Regions from separate parts of the Homo sapiens genome. Here region 1 is linked to region 2. A link is a loop called in an ENCODE intact Hi-C map of the cell type or tissue named here. Cell type or tissue: A673. All regions are shown on one strand. Each heading gives the region's core, and the rest is flanking DNA. Links, peaks and the distances in the headings are about the cores only.

Region 1 (8,227 bases), core at 1,736-5,735, 200 kb before region 2:
TTTAGATAACCCAAGCCATAGTTAAAAATTAAGTTTCTTAGTTTTATACCTGGTTTATAATTCCTTCATTCATATTTCTTTATATTCCCTGTATTTTGTTTGTGAAGTTAATCCAAACAGACATAGCATGTGGGGTTTCTTTTATTTATTTTTTTAATTTATTTTATTTTATTTTATTTTTTGAGACGGAGTCTCGCTCTGTCGCCCAGGCTGGAGTGCAGTGGCGCCATCTCGGCTCACTGCAAGCTCTGCCTCCCGGGTTCACGTCATTCTCCCGGCTCAGCCTCTGAGTAGCTGGGACTACAGGCGCCCGCCACCACACCCGGCTAATTTTTTGTATTTTTAGTAGAGACGAGGTTTCACTGTGTTAGCCAGGATGGTCTCGATCTCTTGACCTCGTGATCCGCCTGCATCGGCCTCCCAAAGTGTTGGGATTACTGGCGTGAGCCACCATGCCCGGCTGCATGTGGGATTTCTTTTCTAATGCCCTTAACCCATATTTGGTGGCAACGTGGCAGTAGGAAAGTGCATGCGGCGGTAAGGGGTTTCTACGCCATCCTCAATAAAATCATTCAGTCATAAATAAACATGAGTGATCTTCCACCATGATACTATCCTAATCACTTAGCAGGCTAGAGGCAGAGTCTCATTGTAGCAAACATTCACACACACAGCCTACATACGAAAGCTTTGCTGCTGGACAGGGGTCTTCTAACCTCTCAAAAAAACATTTGTGTGTGTTTTCTTCATAATAGCAACATCAGTGACATCTTGTCTTCTAATTGTTTATATATTATCTCCTAATCACCTCTCCCAGCTCATAACTCACAGCAAGTTGCTCTAGGACTGGAGGGAAGCTTGAGAACATACAATAGAGAGATCAAAGGATTTAGAACACTAAAATTTATACACACACAAAAAATGTTTTAGAACATCAGAGGAGGTGGCAACCCAATAGTTATTAACTTTCAGGCTTAATAAATTTTTTTCAGATACTTTAAGACAGTCAAAATGAGTAGACCAGTTGTTTGATTGCTTGTATATCTTAATGCAGAATTTAAGTTTTACTTTTGTTTGGTTCTACTGGATAAACATAGATTTTCAAGACTGTAAGGTTCACATGAGGCTTAGTGATGTTTTCATCCAACATCTTCATTGTGAAGATGGACAAACAGACCTAGACAAGGTCTAAGCCCTGCAGCCATTTTAGCAAAGTACGCACAGCAGGTCCATGGCAGAAGGCCTCAGTGGGCCACTAGGTTAAATGTCCTTTCTACAAAATGACACAATACTGGCTGAGAAAACAGGTGAAGTCAAACAAATTTTAAGCAAAAATCATCACAGAAATTCTTTAAAAGAAAAGTATTTTGTATTGTCAGGTGCTATAAGCTTAGAACTTAGACTTTGCTAACTACAACCCAAGCTCACTGGACCACTGAGAAAAGTATTCATTTGACATAATAGCTTTTTTAAAAAAATTGATGCAGTGAAGATTGGTTGAAAGTAAAATTTTGAGCAAATTATTGTCAGGGCACCCATACACATATGGCTTTAATGTCTACTTTCTGTGGTGGAAACAGAGTACCTGAAAAGAGACACTTATATTTGCCATACTAAACCTTTCTATTAATCTAGTAGCTGGCATTTCAGTCAGCTTATGTCAGGAAAATTTATGTTCAACATTTCATTTTTCTTGCTGAGATTATTGCGATATTCTAACATTCTCTTGCTTCCAGTATCTCCTACATACAATTTCCCCACACATTGCTGTCACAGCTGTCTTCCTACTCTATAAGTTTGAACTAGTCAATTCTTCCCTTAAAAACTTTCAGTGTTTCCACATTGTCTATATATACATTTAAAAAAAACTGTCATCTTTGGTGACACATTCAAATATCATGAAAATTGCCCATGTGACTCTGGAGTCCAGAATCAAATACTTCCCCATACATACTGAGATCATCCAAACTATTCAGTTACCAAATGTCTCCAATATCTTTCCTTATCCTTTTCCATACAGTCAAATACCTATTGAAGCAATTCTCTTCTTCAATATATAATTGTCACCTTCTCCTTTAAGCACTCTTTGGTTTTGAGCCAGGAGATTCATATCTGTATTCCAATATTAGTTGGTGGTTTGAATTTATTCTCCAGCGTTTAAAACCTTCTTCTTTGAATTATATTGATGCATTTGCATATATTTCACTCAAGTTTAAAATACGTTATGAAAGACTTCCTGCTTCATGTTTATACAGTTAAGCAAACTTTGGCCTCCTATAAGACTTTCATGAGACAGCACAGTAACAAGTTGTTTCAATGAATACTTTTTTTCCCCAATTTTCCGTCTTACTAAAATCTATATCTATCCTGTATCTACCAGGAGTATATGAGGAAAAGGCAGGAGTTTAGAAGGAGTAATTCATAAATAGTTAAGCTGTACTTCCAAAGCACTGCCTAAAGGATTTCCTTATTTCCAGTCTCACATCATTCCAAATCAACACAATACTATCTGGTTGGTCACTCAAAATTGCAAATCTGATTATTGTTCACGTGTTACCCATCTTTGAATTGTAACTTTAATATAATTTGAATATATGTACATTTTTAGCTATAATATAACATTCTAACTCCAAAACTTTGCATGTGGGAAGTGGCGTCTATCTGGACAGTCTCATCTCCTACCCTTCCTCCATGTGCACCTTTGCCTGGTATCCTGAATACCTCAGTGCCTTTAAACATGACATTCTTCTGTCAAGATTGGCTTTGCCCAACTTCTCTTCCTGTCAAATGCCAGACTTTAGCTCCTCTGAGAAGCCACCCCAGTACCTTCAGGAAAGTACTGTGTGTGCCCTCTTCTTATAGCATTGTCTGTTTGATTTATTGTGTTCTCATTGCATTCCCTAATTGATTTATTGTTTTGTAACTGCTTCTATCACTGTCTCCTCTGAAATATTGTAAGCTATTTAATGGTAGGGGTCTTAGTCTCATTTTATTGCATATACAGCATAGGGTCTGGCACATGGTGGGAGAGCAAATAAATATTTTTAAGTGGACAAATACAAGAATGAGCACCAGATAGATAAGAAAATGACAAGAAACTTCATTTTTCTTGCCTGGGAGGAGAGACCCAGTGTGGTATAGCCTGGTCATCCAAATGTCTTTCTGAATGAATTATAAAACCTTAGTCTACCCTCATGACACCAGCATCTCACCCTGCTGACTAACCATGATGGTGACCTCATGTCAGAACAGTCTGGAATGTTTGGGAACATTCCAGCAGAAGTGAAGTAAACCTGGTTCTTGAAATCATATGCTTTTGCTTGTTAAGTAAAATACTAAATGTCAATATTACCCTTCTAACTGACATTCAGTATTTTACTTAACAAGCAAAAGAGTATAATTTCAAGAACCAGATTTACTTCATGTCTGTTCCTCTAATCACCAAAAATATATCTTCCATTAATTTATCTCTGTTTCTAATGATTATAAACCAACAAAGCAAATATTGGTGTTTGTAATTTTTCACATAAAAAATTAGAGGCATTCACACAGTCCAAGACAGAATGTTAACATTTTTTTCTCATGCAGCCATGTGAAATTATCATCAAAAGCATTTACAAACTGTTAATGATTGTGTGTCCCTGTGCAAATAGAAATAACATGATTAACCAAAGTCCCTACATATATGATATTGAGAGGTACAGCTCAGGTCAAATGAAAAGCAAACATTTGGATAATTTATTTAGAAAAGTTTCTTTTCCCTGGGTTTCATCTGTGTATCATATCCATCTTTGTTTTGCCCCCAATATCGTGTATTTGATAGAGAATCAAAAGCCGGCAGGTATACTGACATTCCACTTCATCATTCAGGGGCTTCTAGTTTTCTAGCTCTATTGTAAGTGTTCAAATTTTAGACTCCTAAAACTTTCCCTAAAGTCTAAAAAAAAAAAAAGTCTACAAAAACGCTTTTTTTTTTTTTTTTTTTGAGACAGAGTCTCGCTCTGTAGCCCAGGCTAGAGTGCAGTGGTGCAATCTCAGCTCACTGCGACCTCTGCCTCCCAGGTTCAAGAGATTCTCCTGCCTCAGCCTCCCGAGTAGCTGGGACTACAGGGATGCACCACCACGCCCAGCTAACTTTTTTTGTATTTTTAGTAGAGATGGGGTTTCACCATGTTGGTCAGGCTGGTGTCGAACTCCTGACCTCAAATGATCCACCAACCTCAGCCTCCAAAAGTGCTGTGATTACAGGCATGAGCCACCATGCCCAGCCACTTCCCTTATTTTCTAAGAGACTCAACAAGTAATTTTGGTTGAAAAGTGACTATGTTATATACATATAACATATATAAGTGTGCATATATATATATATATATATATATATATATACCAGTTAGAAGGCATTTTCCTTCTCACAATTAGTTTAAAACAAAATTCCTTTATCTTATTCCCCCCAAAAAAGCCGAAAAAGCATAATACTGAAACATAAGACAAAACACACAGAAAAAGGGGAAAAAAAATTAGACTATGCCCAGAGCCTACTTATGCCATGTCCACAATCTGCTGAGGCTTTTTTGAAATACATGTTTTCTCTTTCAAACAAAGATAAAAAGACAAGCTTTTAGATCATGGGCTATGGGGAGGAAGAGATAATGTCTCTTGTGCTTTGATGTTACAAGTAGCTTATCATTATAGAAGAGTTCTTGTAATGAAATAAAGGTCCTGGTAAACTGAGCCTGGATATTAAATAACCAGCTTCTACACAGAAGCTTTCTGATACTCCTGTTCCTGAAACTGCAGAGCAAACATGTGCATTACGAACAAACTGCAAAGCTTATTTAATGTAGAGACTCTACTTGATAGTTTTTAAAGATATAACTTAACTAAAAAAGGAAAGTATGATTTCCATGTTCCTCAGGGAGCTTTGTTTAGAAATGTTTCTAAAATACCAACTGACAAGAAATTAGGATAAAATTGTCCATTCATCATTAAAAGCAACATATAAAATTGGTTTCAAAGTACTGTGCATTCTCTGTAAACAGAAATCGCAACCTATTGAATAATATTCAAAATGCCAATGTGTTGTTACCTTTCGTTGGTTTTAAATTAGAGGTAAATACAGGTGAAGTTTGAAAAAATATGTTAACTGTAGGTTAACAAGTAGCCTTTTAAACTGTGGCATTCTGAGCAAAATAATTATTTAAAGAAATTTGCCATATATCCTTTAGAAACATAAAAGTTTTTTGATAAAATTATTTAGGTATATATGGAAAATTCAGACAACCAATAGAAGTATAAATGAGAGATTATAAAATTCATACAAGATGTATACCACCCAGAGATTGTCACTGTTTGCCAAATTCCCTTCCAGACCTCTTTATAGACATATATAAATATGGGCATATATGGAAGGGGCCTCGTGATCCGCCCGCCTCCGCGGATAGACAGATGGACATAAACAGTCCTATATTAAAATCATGTCAATATGCACAGTACTATGTGACCTGCTCTTTCTCTCAGAAAAAATTCACAAACATCTTTCCAAGTCAATTAAAATATATTTTTAACAGTTAGTACAGCATTTGTACCAAGGCTTGTTTTTCCAATTTCTCTTTTTTATTTTATTTTATTTATTTATTTATTTATTTATTTATTTATTTATTTATTTATTTATTTTTGAGACAGAGTCTCGCTCTGTCACCCAGGCTGGAGTGCAGTGGTGCGATCTCGGCTCACTGCAACCTCTGCCTCCCAGGTTCAAGCGATTCTCCTGCCTCAGCTTCCCGAGTAGCTGGGATTATAGGCACGCGCCACCACACTCGGCTAATTTTCTATTTTTAATAGAGATGGAGTTTCACCATGTTGGCCAGCTGGTCTTGAACTCCTGACCTCAAGTGATCCATCCACCTCAGCCTCCCAAAGTGCTGGGATTACAAGGATGAGCCACCGCGCCCAGCCTATATTTCCAGTTTCTTGATGATGGACATCTAGGGACAGTAATTCTTTTATAGTTCAATAATAAAATATTATATAGATTGATTTGTAGACCATGTCTTTCCAAAAGGAACTTATAGTGGCTTACAAGAAAAATATAAGTTATAAAAGAAAAATTATTTGATATAAAAAAACAGAAAAGAGAAACAAATAAAAGGAAGAAAAAATATAAAACTCTCCTGAGAAGTAGTGTTTTGAATAAATTAGTCCTTAATTCAGGCTTCCAAATTCATCAGTAAAATACCTAAGGCAAAACAGAAAAATTCAAAATGAAAATAAATACTAGAAACAAGAATCAACAGCCACTGCCAAATCTGGATAGAATCTCCATCGACTTAAAACCTAACTGAATTAGATTTAGTAAAACAATGGCTCACAAATATAGCTACAAGTGGCACAAGAAACAGAGGAGATATTCTGACCATAAAGAAAAGAAAACAACATGCTACTTCTTGTGATAGAATACCTCTGCAAAGACACATAGCAAACTAGTAACAGTGATTGTCTTTAGCTAGGGCAAGTGGAGAATTCTGGCAATGTAGGACGCAGGGGGAATTTACATTTATTACATGTTCTGTTATGGCTTTAATATTTCTATTACAAAATACAAAAATACATTTCCTCAGTAAAAAGTTAATTACAATGTCTAAAACTTTTTCAGCCCAATATGGAATAAGTCCATTTAAAAACTATAAAGTATTATCTTAATTTTAAGTAAAAATATGGTATTTATATATATAAATGAATATATTCATATGTGAGTAAACTCATGATTTATTTTCTTCCATCTCCTTTGAAGATTTTCTTCTGTTTCTAGCATGAACATATTGTTGTATAAGCAGAAAAGCTCATACTTAAAAATAACTTGCAAAGTAATTTAAAAAAACAAGAAAGAGAACACTAAATGTAAAAATTATGATTCAATCACAATTCTTTTCAAAGCAAAATATAAACTCTAATTAATCATTTCACTATTAAAAGAAAAGGAACAAAAGTAAATGAAGTTAATTTGAGAAGTTAGCCAAATAATTTTAAAAGTCAATGGAAAACAAGGGAAAAGAAAGAAAATAGAAAGAGAAATTTTAAAAACACACAACCATTTTTAAAAAATAAAGCTATGCTTTAAAACATTAAAAAATCCCTTAATTATAATCAAGAAAAAGTGAAAAGTCAAACAACACTAGAAATTAAAAACATATAAAGAAAGCAAAATCTCTGCTAATAAATCTTTGAACGTATCTCCCCCATTCCCCCTTATCCAGTCCACCCATACTGGTCTCTTTGCTTTTCCTTGCATATGCCAGGCATATACTTGCATTTGCACTTGATTTTCCTCCTACCTAAAATTCTTTCTCTGGACATCAGCAAATTCACTCCTTTAAGTCTTTTTCCAATGTCACCTCCTCAGTGAGACCTTCCTTGACTACCCTATTTAAAATTGCACACATGCATGCACATACACACCTGACACTTTCTATCCCCCTTCCCAGTTTAATTTTTTTTCTTGCTCCTTATGACTATCTAATATAGCCTATGTTTTGGCCGGGCGCGGTGGCTCATGCCTGTAATCCCAGCACTTTGGGAGGCTGAGGCGGGGGGATCACGAGGTCAGGAGATCGAGACTGTCCTGGCTAACACGGTGAAACCTTGTCTCTACTAAAAACACACACACAAAAAACAAAAAAAAAACAAAAAGAAAACAAAAAAAACAAACAAATATAACCTATGTTTTACTTATTTATCTTGTTTATTATCTTTTTCCCTCCCTCAATAAGAATAGGTGTAAGTGAGCAGTGATTTTTCTGTTTTTCTTACTGTACATGGTAGATGCTCAGTAAATATTTGTTGAGTGAATGAATAAAAAAATTTTAAAATCTTGATATAAAATTTATGTTCTGGGCAAATACAAAGTATCCAAATTAAGGGGGGAAACAAAATAGAAAGCTGAATTGGTCAGGAGAAATTAACAAAGCTATAAAATAATTTCATCCCAATTTGGTAAAACTTTCATAGTCCTATGGTTTCACCATTATGTTTCTTCAAAATTTCAGAAAGCAGATAAATCTCTGTCTACACATATCCAAATACGCTGAAATTCGGAAAGAACTATTAACATATATTTGTGTATATTTACATGTGTGTACATATTTTATATATATATGTATGTACACATATACTTTCATGTAAGTATAGTGAAAAGATGATATATTTGATATACAGAGTTTTATGTGAGATT
Region 2 (8,227 bases), core at 1,969-5,968:
AAAGGCAGAGAAAAGAAGAGAAAAAAGAATGCCAAACAAGCAAAAGACCACCTAGAAGGAAACAAATTATACTGACAAGGCTGACGAAAAGGAGTAAGAAAAGGGGAAAGACAGGAAGGAGGAGGTTTATCAGGGCTTCATGCCCACTGCTCTGGGTAAATATCCCTCCTTGTAACAATAAAGAAATAAAGTACAAAGAAAGGATAAAGCAGAAGATTACAGACCTGGTCGGTGTTTGATAAATGGCACTCTACTTCACTTTGCTTATTGTGTACTTCATACCTCACTCCTGAATATGGAAGAGAATTTTATTAAAGATTTAGCCACGGTGGTGGTGGTGACTGGCTCACAGTAATTTTCCTACAAAGTAGTTTAATCTATCACAGGGCAGACAGTGCACCTTCTTACCATGTATCATATCTGTCTATTGAGTAAGTGCTATCCAAATCCAATTTCTTTTCATTTTTGGAACCTGTGATGCATATTCAAGATACACTTTCGTTTTGTCTTTGCCCTAAATTGGGCGCTGTATGAGATGGGAGGAAAAAAGTACTAATAAAAAGGAAATATGCACTCTATAGTTTCCATATCATTCTGGTCATTTTTTGTATTTTATAAAAATAAATTGCATAAGTTTAATGGCATATGATATTGACATGTAGAGTCCCCAAAACCTTTTATATTTATGAATATGAATATGAAGCATTGCATCACTGATTATAAAATGAACTTAGAAAATCATTATAGTCAAGTTCCAGTTTTAATCTTTGTGAAGTTGTTCCATTCAATAATGAGGTGACTCGTCCAATAATATGGAAACTGTTTCAACCAAAATCATTCAGCAGTTCATTATGTGGTAAAATGTAAATCCAGAAATGTCATAAGCAAGGTACCTTCAGAGTGCTCCGTTACGGAATCACAGAAATTAGAAAAGCCCTGTGAGGTCACTCACTTCATCTGTTCCTGGTATCAGGGTGCTCTCAGCAAAATATTTTCAAATATAGAGTCTATTCTCCCATTATGAGATTCTATTATTTCTCCTTTCATTGCATTACTTTTTTCACTATGATGAATTGTTTTCTAACCTGACAATCATTGCCTTTAAACGTTATTGGACTTTTTGTAACAAATAAATAATTCTGCCCTTACCTACTTGTAACTAATCCCTCTTATTACTGCTATATCCTTCTTACAGACACTCTTTAAAACAGACCTCAAACATTTTTTAAAAAAACAGAAGGCTAACTAACATATATTTTGGCCAGTAAAAGGTACATGAGAATCACTAACTAGTATTGTCTGAAAGTTCCCTAGAGGATCCAGAGATCTTAGACAGTCACTTCCTATCTACTAACAATGTAAAAAGTATACCTATCTGTTCAATTTCCAAGCTTTTTTCACTCTCAACAACTTGTTAATCAGTACACTTGGTTTAGCCCCAAATACAAACATAAAATTTTGGAAAAATTTAAAGTAGCTCTTATTAGGAAGAGTTTTAGCACCACCCTCTTACCCCCGCAACCTCATCCAAGTCCTATACTTTAAATATGAGAAAATAATTAAATCCTAGAAAGTAATTTATGTGGTAAAACAACTGATTAATTTACAATTAGAAAGCATAGATTTTTAAGTCTAAAAAGAGTCTCAGATTCTGTGACCTCTGGTAAACCATTAGCTTTCCAAGACCCAATTACTTGCCTATAAAATAGAAATAACAATATGAACAATATGAACTCAAACATGAGTTAACATGGGAATGAAATAAAGTATTTTAAAATGCTCTTAGCACAATGCCAGGCACACAGTGAGTGCTCGAAAAATGATGCCAATTAGTACAAAATGAAGCCTAGAAACCAGCATTTAATAGGATTTCCTTAGGCACATTTATTCATGCCACTTTTTGTCTCTCCTCGCCTATATATTATGAATCAGTGGAAAGGCAAAATTAAGCTTGTGTTTAAAACTACATAAAAGAAATTTACTTATCAAGACATCCAAAATGTATTGCAACTAAAGATCTTTAAAAAGGTATGAATATATAAAATAGTGCCCGTTAGATATCGCAGAGTAAAAATTTAGCCCAGGTTCAGGGTAATGAGGAGATTACATATCAGCATTGCAAAGAACCAGATTTTTTTATCAGTTTCATAAAATATATTGACAATAAAATGTTTGCATGTTGCAAACTGTTGCAAAAGTGCAAAATCTTGCACTTCTGAACATAATACTATAATTTTTGTTACTTTTTAAAAAGAAAATGCATTTTTCATAACTTAAAAATAATACATGTAGTGAAGAAAATTTTCCAGAGCACAAAATGTGAAGAAAAAAAGTCATTCAAAATCCTACTACCCAGAAAAAAAATTGCTTTTAACATTTTGATGAAAATATTTAAATCTTTTTAATGTATATTTTATTGTTATTTAATATGAAATTGGGTTTATCGTATGTGTGTGTTGTTAGGGAGAAAGATTATATGCCCTTTTATAGCCTACCTTTTTTTTGCAATTATAAATGGTGAGCATTTATCCATACCATTATATATTCTTAAAAACATGATGTTAAAGTAGCATATTATAGGGATATGTCAGTACTTTGCTAAGCTTCCATTTTATTGTAAAATATTTATACTGCTCCCAGTAACTCTTTAATAAGCATCTTTTATTTCTATGACACTCCCTTCAAAATAGAATTTTCTGTCATCAATTAAAGTAAAATCTCCTTGAAGCCACAACTCTTGCCCAACTGGTAGTTGATTTCAACTACCCCCACCATATTATGGATATTCAATAAGAACCACTCTAAGAAATATGTCCCCACCAATTAACATTCAATAAAAATATTTCTCCTTTCAAACACTATGAAACTGATTCACACATTCATACTACTCCGAGTTCCTCATAGTGCCATAATAAATTTTGCATGAAAAACTTAATAATTACAGCTAAATATGGCCCCCTCTCTCTGGAAATTTTTTCTATAAACCGTGGGACTTTATAAATACCAATACAATCAAGATACATCTATAAATTCACCTGTTTTGTTAACCATTGTAATGCCTAGATGACTCTGTAACATGAAAAGATACGGTTGACAACAGGAAAAACTGTCCTGTTTCACATAGATTGCAAAAACGTTCACATTTTTTAAATGTCATCTCTTAAAAACCCAAAACATCATATTTCTGATAGGTGTTTCACACTCAAAGAGCACATTTGCCTTATACATTTACACAATTTGGGGATTTAAATTTGTAATGGCAATCAAATAAATCAAACATTTAAAATAATTTTGGATCTAATATATGCCAACTGCATTGGGCTGGGGAACTTCCTATCTGAAGATTGATTTAAGAGTAATTTTGAAGTCAGGTCATTATCATAACAAAGAAAAAGAACCAAATTACATCACGTCAAAAGAAAAAAAAAAACAGAAAGTTGACCATTTTAAGAATGATTGTAACTATCCTTGGGGGAATAAATGGGCAAAAATAGATTTTTTGAAAAAAAAATTAAATAGAAGTCTTTTCTTAAAAAAAATTAAAGTGTGTGCTTACACATGTTAAACTAATGCTATAAGATATTTCTTCTATTCATTGCCTTTAAATTCCTTCTGGTCTAACTCTTCCAAAGTAAAAAGCATTCTATTGCAACAAAAGAGTTTTATTTTAATACTGCTTTATTTAAATTCAAAGCAGAGGGTTTATAAGGCATAAGCACCAGTTATAATGAAAGACAGTGCTTTTGGAAACCATGAGTCTTTTATCTAGTCTTTTAAGATTTATTCACTAGCACAGAAGCTTGCCACCGAAAGTGAGGATTTAGACCGATTAAACTAGAGTTATACAGAGATGATTTGGAATTTTGGAACTTTGGAAAATAAGTTTATTTTCACACTTCCAGTAGAATCAGTTACCAGGTTAGTAATACAATTAAACTGCCATGTCAGGAGCAGACATTTTATGCAGTGTGCAAGACTGTACCTACTACTGCACAGCGCCACCTGGCAGCAGGATAAAGAATTGTGTCACTGCGGCCTCCTGAGAAGACTCACTAATTGGTACAGTACACTGTGTTCTCCTGAAAGTTCCCAACTGATGCTGACCTCATTTTCCTCATTAAAAATGGACACATTCACATACCAAGTCTGAAAAGCTGGAGGTTTTGCTCAGTTGGCTTTTGTTATTTGTACTTTTTAAGCATCTTAATTTAAAACACCTCATTTTCAAAGAATATCTTCACTCCAGCTGATCACAACTGATCATGATGAATGTGTCCACATTTTTCAAAAATAATTTGTCATCAGTTTTTATGTAGATCATCACAACAAGTTAATTTACAACAATGACACAAAGAAAAATCAGGTGTTCAGTGGAATGTAGCTATTTGCCTCTTTGGAGAAGAAACACCACCCAAAAACAATAATAGCCTTTCATATTCCTGTGCTTGAATCATTCCTGTTTTTATTTATGTGTTTATACACATATAAACATATGCATTTGTACCCTGCATATGCATATAAACACATTATTTGTACATGTTAACATGAACAAAATCTTATTAAATCCTTTCAACTTTCTTTTCACAATGATTTACTTGTAAATTGAATACATGTAAACTAGAGACACTCACAAAAGAAACACTTAAACAGTAACTGTTTCCATAATCCAATGAAATGTACATAGTTTTATTTATTTTTTTGACTATTAAAAAAATAGTCCTAAACAATTATCATTTGTCATCCCCATTTCTTCATAGTTTCATACTAAGAAAAAGGGGGTAGAGTGGGGAGAAAAGAAATTGATAATGATTATCTTCAGAGTTCAATTACAACTGAAATTCCAAAACTAGTACTGTCAATTCAATGAGCAAAATATTGGGCTGGGTTCATATTCATATTTAGCTTGCTAGATAATTCTGATTGAAGAGCTTAGAAACCCTCCCTGTGTTGCATTACAGATTTTGAGCCATAAAAAACACTATTTGACAATGCCTTAACTTGTGGGGCAATTGTCACCTAAGAAAAAAAATGAAATGTATTATTTCAAATTTTTTTCCTATTTTTTAAATTTGTGAATATATAGTAGGTCTATATATTTTGGGGTACATGAGATGTTTTGATACAGGAATGCAACGTGAAATAAGCACATCATGGAGAATGGGGTATCCATCCCCTTGAACATCTATCTTCTGAGTTACAAACAATCCAATTACACTCTTTATTTTAAAATGTACAATTAAGTTATTATTGACTATAGTCATCCTATTGTGCTAGCAAATAGTAGGTCTTAATCATTCCTTCTATTTCTACTGTTACCTCTATTCCTACTATTTTACATTCCTTCTATTCCTACTATTTTATTTGTACCCATTAACCATCTCTACCTGCCCCTGGGTCCCCGCTACCCTCCCAGTCTCTACTAACCATCCTTCTACTCTCTATGTCCATGAGTTCAATTTTTTTGTTTTTAAGATCCCACAAATAAGGGAGAACATGAGATGTTTGTCTTTCAGTGACTTGCTAATTTCACTTAACATAATGATGACTGGATCTCGTTCTTTTTATGACTGAATAGTACTCCATTGTGTATATGTACCACATTTTCTGTATCCATTCCTTGGTTGATGGACACTTAGGTTGCTTCTAAATCTCAGCTATTGTAACCAGTACTGCAACAAACATAGGGAGTGCAGATTCTCTTCAAACTGATTTCATTTCTTTTGTGTATATACCCAGCAGTGGAACTGCTGAATCATATGGAAGCTCAATTTTTAGTTTTTTGAGGAAGCTCCAAGCTGTCCTCCATAGTGGTTGTACTAATTTACATTCCCATCAACAGTGTACAAGAGTTCCCTTTCACCACATCCTCACAAGCATTTGTTACCTAAGGCCAATAATGCTTAGATCTGCCCTTTTGAGACTATTTTCTACATCTTATAGGAGTACTTCAGTGTTTTTTATTCTTTCATAAAATGTATTCTTTTCACTTTGTGCTTCTAGCCTTTTCTTCTGTTGTTTCTCAAAAACAAAAGTTTACCTTAGAACCAATCAGAACACTCCCAGATCCTTGATATTTAAAAGCTGACAAAAGTATTTGTCCAGTAAAAATATAATAGCAAGTTGAATATAGCGCATTTCAGATTATACACCCAAATTGTACCTTTTTCTTTAGATTCCTTAGTGGTACATAAGAGATAGCAAAAACATGTTATAGAAAAGACATACATATCGGTAAATTACTTAAATCATTTTTTGTGGATGTGCTTCCCTTCCTTCCTCGAAGCTCTGGGTTGGAACAGCAATCACCACATTAAGAAAAGAAACAGGCAAACAAAAGTGGTGTTCTTCCTGGCCTACCCGTCCATATGTGCTTCCCCCACGTTGGTGGAGTATCTTCCCAGCTGATTTTAGGGATAAGCCCCTCAATTCAAAATTGGGGGTGGAGGGAGGTGCAGAGAAGACAGGAGAAGGCTTATTCAGAAATGCTTATAACCTCACGCTCACATTTAATCTGAGGAACCAGCACACCAGGCCTGAATCATGGCCTACATGGTTGCCCTCAAGGACTGCCCTAAGCAGAGAGGCCCCAGACTCACATGTCTTGAAACACAGACACGCAGATATAGATGCAAGACACAGGATGTGTCCTGGATACCTCTTAAGTCTTACTTCACATTATCTTGGCTCACTGTTTTACTGCAACTTTTGATATGGGAGACAACTGCTTTCAGGAAGCCCCTCACCTCAGGGCCACTCTGTGCCTCCGGCAAAGCCAGCTACATAATTTGCAGGGGTCCAGTGGAAAATTAAAACACAAGTTCTTTTGTTCATAAATAATTATGAATTTTGAAACAGTAAGAGCAACAAGCATTAGGACCTTCAAAGTGTGGGTGCCTGTGAGGGCATAGATCAACACCCATGCAGTTAGCCCTGCTATCTTGCTTTCTGCAGTTGAATTTCTCTGGTGTAATCCCATGTGGGCATCTGTTCAACTAAACCTGAAAATATGTGAGTTAACACCTTTAAGAAACTCTAGAACAGTGGAGAATGGAAGCTAGTAGATAAATGCTCCCTGTTTTCATCCCCCGGATGTACAATTCTGAGGTAGATTCTACAGAGCTCATCAGGAGTCTTTAGTAAGACAGGGTGCTAATTGCCCCGGTGGACCCAGCTTGATAAGGCATCCAGATCATTGCTCTCTCCTTGCTTGTTTCACTTTTCTCAGCAGCTCATTCTTGTTCCTTAGGATCACCTCCCAAAGTAAGCAACCAGCATGAGAGCCCTGTCTCAGGATCTGTTCTGGGGGAAGACCTAGGCTAAGATAGAATAGAAGACAGGTTCAGTGGGTGAGTTTGGAATGAGAATAGGCTAGGAGACCAATTTGAAAGCTATAGTAACAGTTACAAGGAGATGGCAAAAAAAAAAAAAGATTATTTCAGAAATTAAAGAGCAGGATCAAAATTGGTAACTAATTGGATATGGAAGGTGAAAAAGAAAATTTAAATATAACTAAAAGGTTTCTTGTTTGAATAAATAATGGATGGTGATACCATTGACCAAATTAAGGAACTTGGAAGAAAAATCGAAGTATAAAAATAACAAATTTGATTTTGGAGCTGTTGGGCTTGAAGTGCCTCAAGGGTGATCTTTCCGTGAAAATGTATCAGCAGCCAGTTATACTTGAGTATGAAGTCCGTAAACAAATCTAGGTAAAGACACAGGGATGAATATAACTATAAATGCACAAATAAATAGTTATTGAGTACAGAAATAGAGAAAATTTTCTCAAAAATTATTATAATGGCATCCATTCTTTATTTTTACTACTTAAGCTCCTGCTGGCAACCTATTATGTTAAAATATTCCTGTAAGAATTTAAATACAATGGAAAGAAAACCCAAATCAACCAATTACTATATTAAATTATATAAGTGTGAAGAGCTTCCAAAATCAATATTTAAAAATCTCAAGGTTATTATATTCCTTTTTTGACATTATTCTATATTTTCAAATGACATAATCTATTTGAGAATTTAAAGAAATTTAAAATGTTATTAGGAAACTAAAACATTAATACTACTAAACTCTGGGGAACTGCCAAAATTGCTAAGCTTCCAAAGGTTTTCCATCTGACCCCAGATATTTGGCCAAGAACTATAAGGGCAATTTTTTCTTTAAGTAACATTTACTGTAAAAGTCATGCAATCTTTCATTGGTACAGGAAATA

Evidence for each region. A loop is a pair of places that touch in the nucleus more often than their neighbours do. Peaks named below come from ENCODE experiments on the same cell type or tissue, not always from the same donor. Only the 100,000 strongest peaks of a DNase experiment are listed, where the experiment ranks them.
Region 1: a loop joins it to region 2, with 2.7 times the contacts of the local background. A loop is called at or near these places in 1 of 110 quality-filtered maps.

What each region holds. Positions count from the first base shown.
Region 1 is chr6:97,692,653-97,700,879 of GRCh38, reverse strand. The region is part of intron 3 of LOC101927314 (a long non-coding RNA gene); the gene reads right to left. Among named protein-coding and RNA genes, the nearest start is that of MIR2113, 330 kb to the left of the region's middle. In A673, for the core only: no CTCF peak of the experiment used is centred there; no DNase peak of the experiment used is centred there.
Region 2 is chr6:97,493,699-97,501,925 of GRCh38, reverse strand. All of the region lies in intron 1 of LOC101927314 (a long non-coding RNA gene), which reads right to left. Among named protein-coding and RNA genes, the nearest start is that of MMS22L, 210 kb to the right of the region's middle. In A673, for the core only: a CTCF peak has its summit at 4,007; DNase peaks (open chromatin) are centred at 3,375 and 3,995; H3K27ac peaks cover 1,489 bases.